Regions from separate parts of the Homo sapiens genome. Here region 2 is linked to region 1. The links are chromatin loops, found by intact Hi-C in ENCODE. Cell type or tissue: pancreas. All regions are shown on one strand. Links, peaks and the distances in the headings refer to the core of each region. The heading gives the core; the rest is flanking DNA. Region 1 overlaps LYPD6B (LY6/PLAUR domain containing 6B). Region 2 has its middle 9.8 kb from the start of MIR9899.

What was found. Peaks named below come from ENCODE experiments on the same cell type or tissue, not always from the same donor. Only the 100,000 strongest peaks of a DNase experiment are listed, where the experiment ranks them.
Region 2: it touches region 1 in a loop (6-fold over the local background); 7 of 110 quality-filtered maps call a loop at or near these places.

The regions. Positions count from the first base shown.
Region 1 is chr2:149,089,031-149,097,371 of GRCh38, forward strand. All of the region lies in intron 1 of LYPD6B (LY6/PLAUR domain containing 6B), which reads left to right. Among named protein-coding and RNA genes, the nearest start is that of LYPD6B, 55 kb to the left of the region's middle. In pancreas, for the core only: no CTCF peak of the experiment used is centred there; no DNase peak of the experiment used is centred there.
Region 2 is chr2:149,316,427-149,324,767 of GRCh38, forward strand. It overlaps the pseudogene FAM8A3P. Among named protein-coding and RNA genes, the nearest start is that of MIR9899, 9.8 kb to the right of the region's middle. In pancreas, for the core only: no CTCF peak of the experiment used is centred there; a DNase peak (open chromatin) is centred at 4,075.

The DNA.
Region 1 (8,341 bases), core at 281-8,280:
AATATTAGTACCCAATGTAATGAGGATGAAAAGATAGAATACATGTAAAGTGTGTAGTATAGTGCCTAGTGTACTATAGATGAATTTGTGTGCAAGTTCAGACTTCTGTGAATGTTATTTTTCAATATTGAAAGAGTCATTTGACATGTGGTGGAACATGAAAGAGTGTTTCAAACATGGATGAACATTCCAGGAAATTAGTTCATCTTCTGTTGTATAGAAATCTATGGTGAGTCAAAGTTGGGGTTGACTAACCTATTTGATTTCACATTAGAAGGGGCCAGTTGGCATGCTGGGTTAAGGATGGGGAGGCTGCTTCTGGATGCAGTGGGAAGTGCTGGGATTAGCTGGGTCTGCAGGTTCTGGAGGGATGATTGGTAACATACATTCCATGCATTTGCCAGCCCTCTACTCTATCTCATAGCTAAGCTCTTTAATCTAGTAATGTTTTCTTCCATTCCTTTTTATGCTTAATATGGACAAAAGAATCTGTAAAATAGTTAAAATACTCAAATCTGATGTTAACATATTTTCAGGGATGATCAATTCATACTCTGTGTATTTATTGTTTGAAAATATTATGCTTCAATGGATATGGTAGAAAATTTAAGGAAAGCATTCATTTTAAATAAATAGAGGAAGTAAATTTCTGACAGCTTCTTTTGTCTATTAACAATTCCTGGTTTTCTGTGTACTGGTTGGTTTTAATTGTTGCTGTGCAGTCTTGTTCATCCTGTAGCTGTAAGGCATTTTAAAGTATTTATTTCAAAATATTTCAATGGTTCAATAAAAAAGCATTAACAAAGTAAATCTATTTAAAAATCAAAACTGCTTAATTGTGCAGAGGCTGGGTGGGTGAGTGTTTGGAACATTGTTATTGCAGCCAAATGTTTATTTTTCACAGCTGTGGTACAAATCTTGGCCCTCTGTGCTCAGATCTTACCTCACGTTCTTCCTCTATTAAATGCATCTAAGAGTGTGTGATGGGGATGGAGACAACCTATTCTGGGAACCCAAAATCTATGGCTCTGCATTGATTTCTGTATTGGAAGGGTCAGTAAATTTTGTATTTCTCTCTGTGTGTCTTTCCATTACTTTACTGCAGTGAGGATTTTGTGTCATCACGAGATGTTGAATTAATGATAGCAGGTGATATCCTTAAGAAAGACTTTGTATTTCAGAAATATGTGAATTCATCTTTTGAAGGGCATAAATCCAGCTTAACCATGAACATAATATAGACTTACATACAATTATATTCCCTTTTTGGCAAGTGGACTGATTTTCCAAGAATGGTTCCGATATAATTTTCAACTGAACAGAGGGTCATGGTGACTTACATGGCAGAATGAAATCAATGTGCACTTAAATAATACAATTGAATCAGCTTTTCTGGATCACTCCATTCCATTTTAGAATTCTTTTCTTTGGGCTCAGGAGAGAGAGGTCAGAGGTATTCATAGAATGTTAGGGAATGATCTTTATTAATATTGTCAATACTCTTAGCCTGTTCCTCCAGGATTGTTCATGTTAAACCAGACTTACCAAAGTTCTGTTTATAAGAATTACATAAATGGAGATATATAATATCTTTTAGTTATTTTGAATGAATGCCACTTTTCTTAAAAAAAAACCTCAGACTCCTAGGGGTGATAACTCAGGCAGAGGACCCAAAGATATTGGTTACATTAAGCAAATAGAAGGGTCTTAAATCTTTAAAAACTTGATATAAGAGCAATAAGCATTTGTCTTTATTCACTTAATTATTTAACAGATTTCTACTAAGTGACAGGCATTGATCATTTTGAAATCACAAGGGTATAAAACCACAGCATTTGGCAATGTTGTTCGTTAAGCATAGAAAGAGCTACAACAGTGATTCACATGCACACTTTTCCCATGAGTTTTGTGTGGTTACTTTTTTTTGAATTTGTTCTGGTCCATTCAAATTATTCTGAAAATACGTGAGTGCCCTGCATTAAAAACAATGTTCAAAGTGTGATTATACACAGACTAAAGTAGGTCTCACTTCTTGATGTCTTATGTCTATTAAGATAGAATGCAGTAGCATTAGCTTTGGGGGAACTCTTGATTTACACTGAACTTTGCAATAAAATGAAACCTTATCAGATATATTTTCATGTGTATAATTCTGTTTATTCTATTTTGTTGCTGCCTCTGTGAAATCGGGGTTTTGGATCTAAGTAAAGGACCTAAATGAAATGAAGGACTTTACTTTTGTCTTTATTTTAATATATATAAATTTATGTGTAAAGATTACATAAAATAAAAAGGTTATGTATAAAGATTGAAAGAGATTATATATAAAGATTATTTATATAGAATACATATATATTTATATATATAAAGAGTGAAGATTTGGACCATTATTCTAGCCTATTGAGAGCCTTCAGATCTTGCTCTGGAATACCACATTTATTTTACTCTCTTAGTGTCAGGTCTTTGGTATTTTTTAATAACCATGCCAACAAAGTCCTCATTCATATTTCTGAGTAGGACAAATCCAAGGACAAAGTAATGAACAATACCTCTCACTACTTCCCTTGGGTTTATATTCATCATGATTGGCATTCTTTTTTTTTTTAAGTAGGTACAAATCTGCAAATCTACCTAAGTATACTACAGTCCAGTTTATATTCTTCTTGTCATCAACTTATTTATCCATCATTCCACCCATAAACCAATCAACATTTATGAGATGTCTCCTGTGAATCACATACTGTGCCACTTTTTGAAATAAAATGTAGAGAAGTTACAGGCCTTTGTAGAAGAGAAAGTGGCATAAAAGGATAATTTTAAGATATGTGACAAATTTAAGCCAGTTTTGAGGACTACTGCTATAGATATAATTTATTTAAGATGGAGGTTTTCTGGCAAGGTGGGATGTGATTCTATGGGAATCTGGGCTGCTGGTGATAGTTCTTGTGAACAACTGTGTTGTCCAGATTGGGCTGCGGGTGGAAGGGTGGGTGGGGAGTGTGGGAAGGAAGGAGAGGAAGAGAGAGGGAGAGAGTACAAGCCTAATAGACTGGGAGAAATGTAGCTATCAGAGGAGTAGAGGTCTTAATATGTGTCAGGGCGGAGAGTGAGAAAGCTGGAAAGATAGGAAATGGGGATTGGTGGTTGTGATTGTGGTGATGGGGGGGGAATTTTAGATGTCAAAGATGAAGACAGGGTTTAATGTGTGGATAGGGGAGACGATGGAAGAGCTGGAGGGGAAGTGGAAGTCTCAGCATTGAGGATGTAGAATAATTATTATGCAGGGGTGCTGAGTAGGCTCTGTGAATGTGGTGAGAGTTGCCTTAGACTTGGGATGTCATGAAGACCACAGGCCAGGTATCAGTGAGTATGTGGAAGTGACTAGGCGATCTTTATAAAACAAGACAGGCGTAAAATCTGGAAGTAGCCCAAGGAGTAACATATTCACATCTGAGACAGAGATTGTGAGTTGACTTTCCATATCTGCTCTTCCTTAAAAATATAAGCATAATTTTTAGCTGAGCACATGGCCACCCAGAGCAAGACTACATTTCTCAGACCACCTTGCAACTAGTGTGACCATGTGACTAAATTCTGTCTAATAGAGTATAAGTGGATGTGGCACATGCACCTGACACAAAGCCTCCTTAAAGAGAGAAAAAACAAGCCCTTTGTCTTCTTGCTAACTTCAATATGTTTATGCTCTCTTGTAAAGTGACAGCCTTCTTGTACCATGAGGCAGAGGGCCCTGCTCAGGATGGTGGACCAGTAAGATAACAGTAACCTGGGTTCCTCCTGAGTTTGTGAAGCCCACCTCAAGGTATTTTTTATTTTTATGTGTGAGAGAAATACATTGTCTTATCTTCTAAAGCCATTGCTATCTTGGGGATTCTGTCACTCACAGACAGACTAATCCACATGTCTTGGATTGGGAGGAGGGAATAGTTGGCATCAGCAGGGGAATAGGCAATATCTCTAACAGGCAGTCAGATTTCAGTTTAAGTCAGAAGTTGGAAACAGTATTCTGAGAAGAGCTATAGATGCTTAAGGGCTGTTTGACCTGGAACAAGGCTGTCAGAAGGTACAGTGGAAAGGTTTGGAGGGCAGGGAGCAGAGGAAGACAGTTGCCAGGGAGAACAAGGATGAGGAAGAGCGTTTGGGAATGCATAGGTAGGAATTTACATTTTTGGCAACGATCAAAGGAGTGGGGATGTGTCGCATTGGTGGTGGAGGCTAGTCTCCAAGATTCAAGCAGATGTTTGATGTAGTTTGTATTGGTCCAGATGCATATGTGGAGGAAAGGCCTGTTGGTGCTGGAGCCAGGGCAGGAATAGGCCCTGGTCTAAAGGGACCCCACAATAAACTGTCAGATGTCCTGCAAGTATTTCCATTAATAAGACTGGGCACAGTATTCGAAAAGGAAGTAAGAGTAGTCTACTGTCCATCATTCTGAGACAATCCATGGTGGTTTCTGATGATTTTTACGTTTCTCTAAGTGCCCATGGGCCATCTCTTTAAACATCAAATTCAGGAATTTTCCTTTGGATTTGAGATTTTGAGCTGTACTTGTTCACTATCTGGACAGAACTGGGTCTCTTTATTACCTATTTCTACATATATGTTCCAGCATCACATTGTCTTCATTACCTGTGATCGTTAGAAACAATTTGTGGTTTTCTGTTCCCCCTAGAATTTTCTTCTGCATTTCTTGCATATATTCAGAATCTGCATTTTATTTTGCTTATTCAGCTCTTATCTTTGAATAATCTGATTTTTTTTCCAATTTATGATGGTTACTTTAAATTATTTTCTCACATTTACTCCCAGCTCTTCTACCAGTTTGGTGATGCATTCGCTTCTTCATCTGTAATTCTTATTAACACTTTGAAACTCCTTTACATCAATTTTGTCTTTATAATTATAATGGAACAAGAGTTTTCTTGACTTTTCTTTTTTGGTTCCTGATGTATTCCAATAGAATATGACTTTGATATTATGGAATGGATAGAAAGTGGTGGAACAAGAAATGGATAAATAAGCATAGTATAATAAATGAGAAGAGTTTCTCCAGCAAAGAAGAAAATAATTATCTACTTAATTTTTGGTACTGGTTTAATTATTTTTGGTCCCTATGTATGAATGAATAGACATAATAAATAGTTTATAGAGTAAAACTTTTGTTTCCTTTCTAAATGCTTAAGAAAGGATTCGACTATCGGCATGCAATTTTACTAAATAAATGTGAGTGAATGACATAGGAATGATTGAACTCTGGAAAAAATTTGAAAAATTGAACAAAGCCTTGTAACTTAGTTTCTGGAATGCCAGGGACATGATATAATCTTGGGGAAAACATTGTGTGCATAAAGATCATAATTAGATTTGCTAAACCAAGTATCTAAAGGATTGGCTGAAAAATCCTCCTGAACCCCAGGCTGGTGGAAATGAACAGGTCGTCGGGAGACTGCTGCCCTGTGGTTAACCACTTAGGGATTAGGTTCTGGATGTGGTGCCTGTTAGAGCAGTAGAGTAATTATGCATTTCCTGTAAGACTGGGATTCTTGAGAGCATTCATTAGCTCTTAGACAGATTCTTCTCTGTGAAGAAGAATAAACAAAAATAGATTTTACTTTAAAAATATTTAAAACTAAATAGTTATAGAAAATATGAACCTAAGCACCATTAGCATTCCCAAATTTCATTTCTCATCCTTGTCAATAGATAGATCTGACTTGTTACTCAAAATCCCTGCCATATTGTGGCTGCTTTGTATGCTTGGCATTGCTTTGCTTCTTATCAAAGGAATTTTAAGGAGGATGAGGCATGTATGAAATAGCAACTCCAACAGTTGCTATCAAAACAATAAGAAATTATTGTTGTATCATTATTCTGGCTTGTCATGGAATTTTTAATGTTTAAGAATTTTGATTTTACAAGCTTATGGCATGGAAACCATAGTTAATATATTAAAATAAAGGTGGCCGGGAGTGGTGGCTCACGCCTGTAATCAATCCCAGCACTTTGGGAGGTCGAGGTGGGTGGATCACCTGAGGTCAGGAGTTCGTAACCAGCCTGGCCAACATGGTGAAACCTCGTCTCTACTAAAAATATAAAAATTAGCCGGGGATGGTGGCAGGTGCCTGTAATCTCAGCTACTCAGGAGGCTGAGGCGAGAGAATCGCTTGAACCCGGGAGGCAGAGGTTGCAGTGAGCTGAGATTGCGTCATTGCACTCCAGCCTGAGAAACAAGAGCAAAACTCCATATTTAAATAAAAAAATAAAATAAAATAAAGGCAAAAGTTGGAAGGACTTTTTTAAAAGGGTAGTATGCAGTCCATCCATTGTGATACTGTGCTCTCAGATAAATACAGTTGAAGACGTTTAATTCTCACAGTGAAAATTAGTAAGAGTGTAGCTGTTTTTTTCCCCCACATGGGAGTTTGGTTAAGCATAGGAATACTTAGAAATTTGTATGCACTTAGATCAAACAATAAAAATTATTTACTCTTAGCTAATCTAGTTAATTATTGCTTTATGTTTGGTGCTGAAGCTGTTGGATTCTTTGGGGCTGGAGACAGGGAGTGAGAACAAAACCATGAACTAGGCCATGTGAGAGAGCACAGGATGGAGCAAGAGATCTCAAGTAAGTGAAAGGGAGAGGGTGCAGGTGTGATGCAAGGGGGTGAGAGAGTGAGCCAGGGAGGGTGTTGGAAGGAGGGAGAGAGAGAAAGAGGCAGGAGACAGAAAGTGGGAGACAGGAGACAGAGAAAGAGATGGGAGACAGAGGGAGATAGGAGACAAGAGAGACAGGAGACAGATAGACAGAGAGACCATAGGCAGACAGACAGAGAGATGGGAGACAGAGACACACAGAGAAAGATGCACACACAGACAGAGAGAGGGACAGAGAGAGAAAGAGACACATTCAGAGAAGAACAGTGAGAGAGAAAGAGAGACAGGAGACACAGACACACACAGAAAGACCCATGTAGAGAGACAGAGGGAGGCACGGAGAGAGACAGAGACACACACAGAGATACACAGAAAGAGACAGTGATGAGAGAGACACTACCAGAAGACAGAGAAGAGAGAATGGCTCACAGAGAGAGACAAACAGGAAAAGAGAGACAAAGATAGATAAAGAGATACAGAAAGAGACACGGAGAGACTGAGACACAGAGAGAAAAAGAGAGAGAGACACACACAGAGAAATAGAGAAGGTACAAAACAAGCATTAGAACCAGTCGGGAGGGACAGGGAGAGAGAGAAAAATGGGCAGTAGGATGTCAGGTCTGAGGAGGTCATGTGTTTGTGATGGCGTGAGGTAACTGCTTGAATTCCCTCTTTGTGAGTTATCACCGCACAAATGTAAGTTTGTTGAATGTTAGTTATTGAATAGAAAATCATTTGAGAGACAAGTAGCAAATATACCCTATGGGTTAAATTTCTTTAGTTTCCACTTAGTCCATGTTTTCAGATCCTGAATTGGGTCCTGAGCCACATTAATCATTACTTAATATTAATATGGAAATGAGTTTACTCTGTTGTAAGTCCCAGTTTCAATCAGTAAGTAATTATGAAAAGCAGTCTTAAAGATGCTGTGAAAGGGTGTTGCTTTTCAGGCAATAATTAAACCTCTGAATATCCCTGGGTGGTTGATTTTTTTTCTCTTCTTAGTTGTCTTTTTCCTAAGCTTACTTTCTGCAGGTGGGAAAAGATAAGTTGCTGACTGAGGGATTCATTAGTTGCGGGTAGGTAAAGGTCTCATCAAGAGCAGAAGGGAACAAACAAAATGTTTTAGAGCTCAAGATGAAGAAAAAGAAAGATCAGCTGCTTTTTCCTGGCCCAACGGAAATAATTTTTTAAAAGTGTGAATAGAACCTTTAAAACTCCAGTTGTTTTTATAGGAATATTTTTGAGCCACTTCTCAAAATGTGGAGCTAAATCTCCATTCTCAATGGGAGGCATCCAAACATGCTTGCCTATTTCAGTTTCTGGCCAATAGTAAACATGTGCTCAAAAATAGTAACATTATTATTATGCATAAAACGCCCTAGGAGCTGTGCATTATTAGAGAAGTGGATCCTGAAAGACCTGTAGGCACGCTGCTCCCATGGCACCATGTGCCACTGTCTTCTGCGCCTGCCCTGCACCGCCACCCCTGCGAAGAGAACCTCTCCTACTGGAAGTGCAGGGCAAAGCCACTTTGAAAGTCCTTAAAGTATGAGGCCTTCAAGAACAAGATGCAGACAATGGGAACGTTCTTCAACTTTTTAACTGCTTAAATTGCAGTCTTCCCAACAGGATGCTAGGGAGGAACATCCTTTTGTGTACACCATAC
Region 2 (8,341 bases), core at 152-8,151, 230 kb after region 1:
TAGCCCACAGAGTGCTAAACATGGAGTAATTCTAAACTGCAGTTACTTTTGCACCAACCTAATACAACTTGTAATGAAGATTGTTTTTCATATCTGGTTCCAACTGTCTGTTGGTGGTGGCTTTGAGCAGCAGTGTACAAAGAAACAAGCTGAGCTCAGAAGAAACAAGTGCATGAGTGGATCACCCTGTCTATTATGGACACAAGTGGAGAGTAGTGAGAGGTTCAACTTTATACTTAAGTCTCAAAATGTCTATCTCTATTGTCTCTATTGGACTTCGGACCTGCACATTCAACTACCCACTGGGTAATCTTATCTGGATGTCCCAACTACCTCAATCTGTACATGCCTAAAATTAAAATAAAAGTGGGTTAACTGATCCATCAAATTGGCATCATGATCCCTATTAGCATTGTGTTCCAGGCAGCCATTACCACATTTCAGATTAGTACTCAATTCAAAATAAACCCTCTTTGCCATCTGACTAAGGAAACTTGCTCTGATGGTGGAATTATAGGCATCAGCAATGGGGGTAAGGGAAAAAGTTGATGGGATGGTGGAAACGCAGTGTCTTAAAATCTTACCCATTTCACCTTTCCTGGCCCTGAGTACAGAAATAAGATCACAGGGAAAAATTCAAACTATGCTTGCTCTCAAGTGGAGTGATAGAAACTAGAAAAAATGAAGGTAATAAAACTTTTAGACTTTCTTTACAATATCCTATTTAGCTTATATATATCTGCCCATCTCCCTTAACTTCCTCTCCTTAGCCCCCAATATTTTTATTGTCAGATGGTCATTAGGACAAAAGCTTATTTATCTGAAGAATTATAGTGTCAGTCCCATGTAGGATGGTCTATGTGTTTACGCAAAAGTGCTCCGTGACACAAACAAGACACTTACGCCCCTTAGTTGCCTTGAGACATAAAACTGATTGATGTCTCAAAGCAACTAAGGGGTCTCTACTGGTAGCCAGGATTACCGTTTCCTTGTAGGAAAACTGGTAGAGAAAATTGAGTTCTTATAATAAATTCCATAACAGCAGCTTAGCTGTAAATGATTTTTTAAAAGTCATTTGACTGTGCAAACTGGTTAGAGCATAAATATTTTAATGATATTTCAAGAGCTTAATGTCAACCATCAGTGTCCAATAAATGAAAATTACTTTTAGTGATACATCTGGAAATATGATGGTTTTTTGAGCCAAAGTCTCTCAAGCTTTGCATAGAATCTGAATTTTTATTTTTACTCTGTGCCTGTTATATAAACTTCTTATATTTGTTAGAGGAAAAGAAGATAAATTGGACACTACCTGGGATATTGAAAAATGAATAAAATGTTAAGACATGTTAAATTTATTGTTGGCTCATTGAGGGAAAGAAAGTCAATAATTTATTTAAGAAAAACAATTTTACTTAAAGAAAGGGCAATATTTTAATAAGCAGAAATAGGAGAGGGAATATATTTTCAAATGAAAGCAGCACCACTGGAATGAAAAATGTAATGTGCCAAAGTCGCTACTTTGAAGGGGAGCGTGCTCATCTGAATGTAAAATCTTGTTATATTCCTGTAAAACCCTAACTTTATTTTCATTCTTATCTGTTTAATCATTTAACTAATATTTATCAAATACCCACTCTGTGTAATGGTGTTGTGGGAGGAAATTGTGGGGCCACAAAGACCCCGGTGAAGGAACGCCAGAGCATGTGAAAGCAGAAGATGCATCATCAAAGGATACCCGAAGATGTCTAAAAGAAGCTCGGTGGGAAAGCTGAGTGCTTGGAAGAACCAGGGTAACAATGTGACAAAGTGAAAGCAGACATTCTGCTTAAGTTCTTTAAAGCATTTGTTATGAAGTGGGGGAGTAAAAGTTAGGACTCAGAGTTTGTTATCACTTTTTAGTACAGTAAGGCAGTTTTGCCCATGGTTCCTGGAACAGGGACTATGGAGTTGGATGAATGGGAGAGAATTGGAAGAGATTTTTTTTTTTAATTATACTTTAAGTTTTAGGGTACATGTGCACAATGTGCAGGTTTGTTACATATGTATACATGTGCCATGCTGGTGTGCTGCACCCATTAACTTGTCATTTAACATTAGGTATATCTCCTAATGCTATCCCTCCCCCCTCCCCCCACCCCACAACAGGCCCCGGTGTGTGATGTTCCTCTTCCAGTGTCCATGTGTTCTCATTGTTCAATTCCCACCTATGAGTGAGAACATGCGGTGTTTGGTTTTTTGTCCTTGTGATAGTTTGCCGAGAATGATGGTTTCTAGCTTCATCCATGTCCCTACAAAGGACATGAACTCATCCTTTTTTATGGCTGCATAGTATTCCATGGTGTATATGTGCCACATTTTCTTAATCCAGTCTATCATTGTTGGACATTTGGCTTGGTTCCAAGTCTTTGCTATTGTGAATAGTGCTGCAATAAACATACCTGTGCATGTGTCTTTATAGCAGCATGATTTGTAATCCTTTGGGTATATACCCAGTAATGGGATGGCTAGGTCAAATGGTATTTCTAGTTCTAGATCCCTGAGGAATCGCCACACTGACTTCCACCATGGTTGAACTAGTTTACAGTCCCATCAACAGTGTAAAAGTGTTCCTATTTCTCCACGTCCTCTCCAGCATCTGTTGTTTCCTGACTTTTTAATGATTGCCATTCTAACTGGTGTGAGATGGTATCTCATTGTGGTTTTGATTTGCATTTCTCTGATGGCCAGTGATGATGAGCATTTTTTCATGTGTCTTTTGGCTGCATAAATGTCTTCTTTTGAGAAGTGTCTGTTCATATCCTTTCACCCAATTGTTGATGGGTTTTTTTTTTCTCTTGTAAATTTGTTTGAGTTCATTGTAGATTCTGGATATTAGCCCTTTGTCAGATGAGTAGATTGCAAAAATTTTCTCCCATTCTGTAGGTTGCCTGTTCACTCTGATGGTAGTTTTTTTGCTGTGCAGAAGCTCTTTAGTTTAATTAGATCCCATTTGTCAATTTTGGCTTTTGTTGCCATTGCTTTTGGTGTTTTAGACATGAAGTCCTTGCCCATGCCTATGTCCTGAACGGTATTGCCTAGGTTTTCTTCTAGGGTTTTGATGGTTTCAGGTCTAACATTTAAGTCTTTAATCCATCTTGAATTAATTTTTGTATAAAGTGTAAGGAAGGGATCCAGTTTCAGCTTTCTACACATGGCTAACCAGTTTTCCCAGCACCATTTATTAAATAGGGAATCCTTTCCCCATTTCTTGTTTTTGTCAGGTTCGTCAAAGATCAGATGGTTGTAGATATGCGGCATTATTTCTGAGGGCTCTGTTCTGTTCCCTTGGTCTATATCTCTGTTTTGGTACCAGTACCATGCTGTTTTGGTTACTGTAGCCTTGTAGTATAGTTTGAAGTCAGGTAGTGTGATGCCTCCAGCTTTGTTCTTTTGGCTTAGGATTGATTTGGCAATGCGGGCTCTTTTTTGGTTCCATATGAACTTTAAAGTAGTTTTTTCCAATTCTGTGAAGAAAGTCATTGGTAGCTTGATGGGGACGGCATTGAATCTATAAATTACCTTGGGCAGTATGGCCATTTTCATGATATCGATTCTTCCTACTCATGAGCATGGAATGTTCTTCCATTTGTTTGTATCCTCTTTTATTTCATTGAGCAGTGGTTTGTAGTTCTCCTTGAAGAGGTCCTTCACGTCCCTTGTAAGTTGGATTCCTAAGTATTTTATTCTCTTTGAAGCAATTGTGAATTGGAAGAGATTTTTTTTTAAAAAGGTGTATAAAGACAGAGCAGTGACGGGTACCACGGAGGGTGCTGCTGAGGCGATGATAGCAGAGGGGCCCAAGGAAGTCCGAGGCTGTCCTCTGGGGCATGACGAGGGCGGAGGGGACCAGGAGCCCGTCCCTTCCCTGAGGGGCCCTCCTGCCGCCATCCCATGCCCCCGCGCCGGCCCCCAGGCCACCGCCGCTGATGGGTCGGAGCCACCCCGCGGGCTCAGGAGGAGCCGGGAGGCGACCTCGGGCTCCCTTGCGGGGCTGCAGGAGCAGGTAGGCTGCTTGAAGTGTCGGAAGCTGCGGCGCCGTGGGAGAGGCCGGCGCGGCTGAGCGCCCTTGGGTGCTCCTGGCGAGTGCACGAGTGACTGTGGCAGTCCTGCTGCGGCTACCTCACCTGGCGCAGTGGCCCGGCTACACTCCCCGACTGCTGTAGCCCCCAACCGTCCCGGCAGAGCTTCTCTTTGGAGGCACTGCCGTCCCCCAGGCCGCGGCGCCGCCATCCCCACGGCTGGGCTATTACAACCCCTTCTACTTCCTGAGCCCCAGGGCCGCGGGGGCTTGACCCGGGGGCAGCTGCTGGCATCAGCACCCCTGCTACAGTCACGGGCCTGGGACCCTGGGTTCCTCATGTGCAGGCGTCAATCCGGGCCACTCCAGTGACAAAGGTAGGATCTGCAGCCCCTTCCCGAAGCCAGAGTGAGACCGGGCAACCGGCAGGCAAAGAATAAGTTATTCCATCCTTGGGCCACGGGTGGCAAGGATGGTGGATTTCTTTATTATCTTCTTTGTAAAAGCAACCATTGTCTTAAGCATTATGCACCTCAGTGGGATAAAGGATATCTCTAAGTTTGCTATGCATTATATAATGGAAGAAATAGATGAGGACACATCAACGGAAGACTTGCTGAAAATGATGGTTATGGCTCTTATATACAGATTATTAGTTTGTTTTTATGAGATAATTTTCATTTGGGGAGCAGGTGGAGCTACCCCAGGGAAGCTCCTGGTGGGGCTTCGAGTTGTGACATGTGATACATTAGTGCTTATTGCACTAAGTCGTGTTTTAGTGATTCCTTTTTCAAATGTTAGCATTACAACGTCCACTATACGAGCTTTGATCAAGAATTTTTTGATTGCTTCTTTTTTCCCTGCTTTTATCACACTGTTGTTTCTTCAACATAATCGAACAGCCTATGACATTGTAGCAGGAACCATTGTGGTAAAAAGAAATGGGGTCAGAGATGCCCCCCCAAAGACCTGATTTCCACACGCTATAATGACAAGACTAAATTATGTATCAAGGCCATCAGTATCCCTGGGTTCCACTAACTGATGATTTAGAAATTAAAGCAATCACTCCAGTGTGATGCAGCTGACTACTCTGAAAGTTTTGATTGTACTTGAATGCCAAAAACTTTTCCAGAAGAAAAACCTATTAAATTCAAGTATTAAAATTTTTAGATCAAAAAGGCAAATGATTTTATAAACAATGAACAATATATACTTTCTTAAGATCTAAGGTACTTTCATAAGATCTAAGAATTTGCTGAAAGCATTTTCAGCTTTGAAATCTCCAAATGAAACTTTAAAATTGATTTTGGTTTATCCCAAAACAATGGAAAATGTCCAGTTGTGTTTTGTAAACATGTATGTAACTCATCTTTTAGTTCACACTTCCTGGGGAGCCACCAAAGAAGGTCCCCATGGGAGCTAGGGGACCCTTACCCTCAGGAACAGTCAGTCTATTACTTGGAAGGTCTAAATTTAAAAGATGTTACTGTACATACAGGAATAATTGACTCTGATTATACTGGAGAGATTCAATTAGTTATTAGTTCCTCGACTCCTTGATCTGCCTCCCCAAGAAAAAGAATTGCTCAGTTGTTGCTGTTACCTTACATAAAACTAGGAAGCAGCACAGTGAAAAGAACAGGAGGCTTTGGTAATACTAATCCAGCATGAAGGGCCGTGCACTGGGTTAATCAAGTATCTGACAAAAGACCTATTTGCACAGTAACTATTCAGGGAAAAGATTTTGAAGGAGTAGAAGATACTGGAGCTGATGTCTCTATTATTGCTGTAAATCAATGGCCCTGGCACTGGCCTAAGCAAAAGGCATCCATTGGTATTGTTGGAGTAGGAGCTGCCTTCAGAGTTCTTTGATTTTACCATGTCAAGGGCTGGATGGTCAGGAAGGGACAATTCAGCCTATCATTACACCTATTCCTGTCCATTTATGGGGTAGAGACTCATTGTAACAATGGGATGCTGAAATACCTATTCCTACGGATCAATATAGTAATCGTAGTAGACAAATGATGAAAAATATGGGATATCACCTGGGAATAGGACTAGGAAAAGATAAAAATGGCCAATCAGAACCTTTAGAATTAAAAGGGCAAATAGATCGGACCAGATTGGGGTGTCATTTTTAGAAGCGGCCATCGTTGAGCCTCTGGCTCCCATTTCTCTTGTCTGGCTAACTGCCAAACCAGTTTGGGTGGAGCAATGGCTGCTGAAACAGGAAAAACTGGAGGCTTTAAAAGAACTGGTACAGGAACAATTGCAAAAGGGACATATAGAGCCTACTTTCTCCCCTTGGAATTCTCCTGTATTTGTCATTAAGAAAAAATCAGGGAAATGGAAAACGTTAACAGATTTAAGGGCTGTTAATGCTGTGATTCAACCCATGGGCGCACTGCAACCAGGGCTGCCCTCCCCAACAATGATCCCCAAATACTGGCCTCTCATAGTGATAGATCTAAAGGATTGCTTTTTTACCATTCCTTTAGCTGCCCAAGATTATGAGAAATTTGTTTTTACTGTTCCCGCCATAAATAATAAAGAACCAGCAGACAGATACCATTGGAAAGTACTACCACAAGGCATGCTAAATAGTCAGACTATTTGTCAAACTTATGTCGGGAAAGCTATTAAGCCAGTTAGAGAACAGTTTAAAAAATGTTGTATCATCCATTCCATGGATGATATTCTGTGTGCAGCTGAAACTAGGGAAGAACTGATGTTGTGCTACAAACTGTTAGAAAAGGCTGTAAATGCAGCAGGGTTAATTATAGCCCTCGATAAAATCCAAACTTCTACTCCCTTTCAATAAAGCCATGGCTACATTTTTTCAACAATGGAATATTGCCCATACTACGGGTATTCCACATAACTCACAAGGACAAGCAATAGTGGAAAGAGCTAATTGTACTTTAAAAACTCAAATACAAAAAGCAAAAGGGAGGGGACCAGGAATATAAGACACCACATATACAATTGCATTTAACTTTATTAACATTAAATTTTTTTAACTTACAAAAAGATCAACCCATGACTGCAGCTGAACAACATTTGACAGGGCAAAAGGAAAATAAAAAGGCTGGACAAGATATATGGTGGAGGGATGCACATACAAAGAGCTAGGAAAAAGGAAAATAATCTTATGGGGAAGAGGATTTGCTTGTGTCTCTCCAGGTGACAATCAGGTACCTGTGTGGGTGCCCACCAAACATCTAAAGATCTATCATGAGCCACAGCATCTAGTGGACCCACCTGTACAGTGCAAATTGAAGGCTGAAGGATTGCTTTTAAGCCTCGATTTGCTTTCTCTGTGCCTTCTGTTAGAAGGGGCCTGCTTCTTGTTATCAATGGTAAGTTTTACCCCATGCTAATTAACCAAAGAGGCAGAAGCTGAGTTACAAATGCTTCAGCAATGGCATGCCTCCTGGCTGCAGCCACAAAAGTTTTTGCTTCTGTTTCAGTAGATTTACTAACGTGGCAGTGAGGGTAGGCTTGTGGTTTTGCAGGAGATAAGCAAAACATGTAGGTGCCCTCAAGATGTGTACGACCATGGAACAGGAGACTGGAAGGACCCATGGATCCCAACCATGGACTGGGTTCCCCCAGTATGAGCCATGCTGAGAAACTGCTGGAGTGCCAAGGTTTTACCTATAGTTGCTTAACGGACCAGTGCTTTCTGACTGAACTCCTCTCTACCCTGAATACAAGAGACCCTAATAGGTAGGATCGCCCCTATTCAGCATGAAGAAGTTACAGAAGATGGACCTTCATCCTTCTGCAACCCCTAGGATTAAGGGTCCTCTTGTAAAAGGGAAAGGGGAGATACGTGGGAAGCATTCAAACCAGAGCAACTCCATTTTGAATAAGGGCTAAGAAAAATAAAGCTGGATCACCAACCGGCAAATAAGGGCTGTACAGCCTGCAATTGCGTTGCTCAATTAATTTAAAAAAGAGGCCACCTTATGCTAATAATAATGATAGCTGTGGTGGTTTTTACAAAAAAGAGATGGGGGCCATGTTGGGAGAAAAGCTGAGTGTTGGGAGAGAAGCTGAGGCAGGGCTTGCATGTCTGCTAGACGTGTTGGCTCCTTGCTTCTAGCACTCCCATTATCTCAAGCAGCCATGTTTTTCATTCACTTGATACACTGTTTCCTTTCAACCCCCACATCCTCACCACCTGTTTGAGCATCAATAAATAGCGTGGGCTCCCAGAGCTCGAGGGCCTTTGCAGCCTCCACACTTGCGATGGCCCCCTGGTCTTACTTT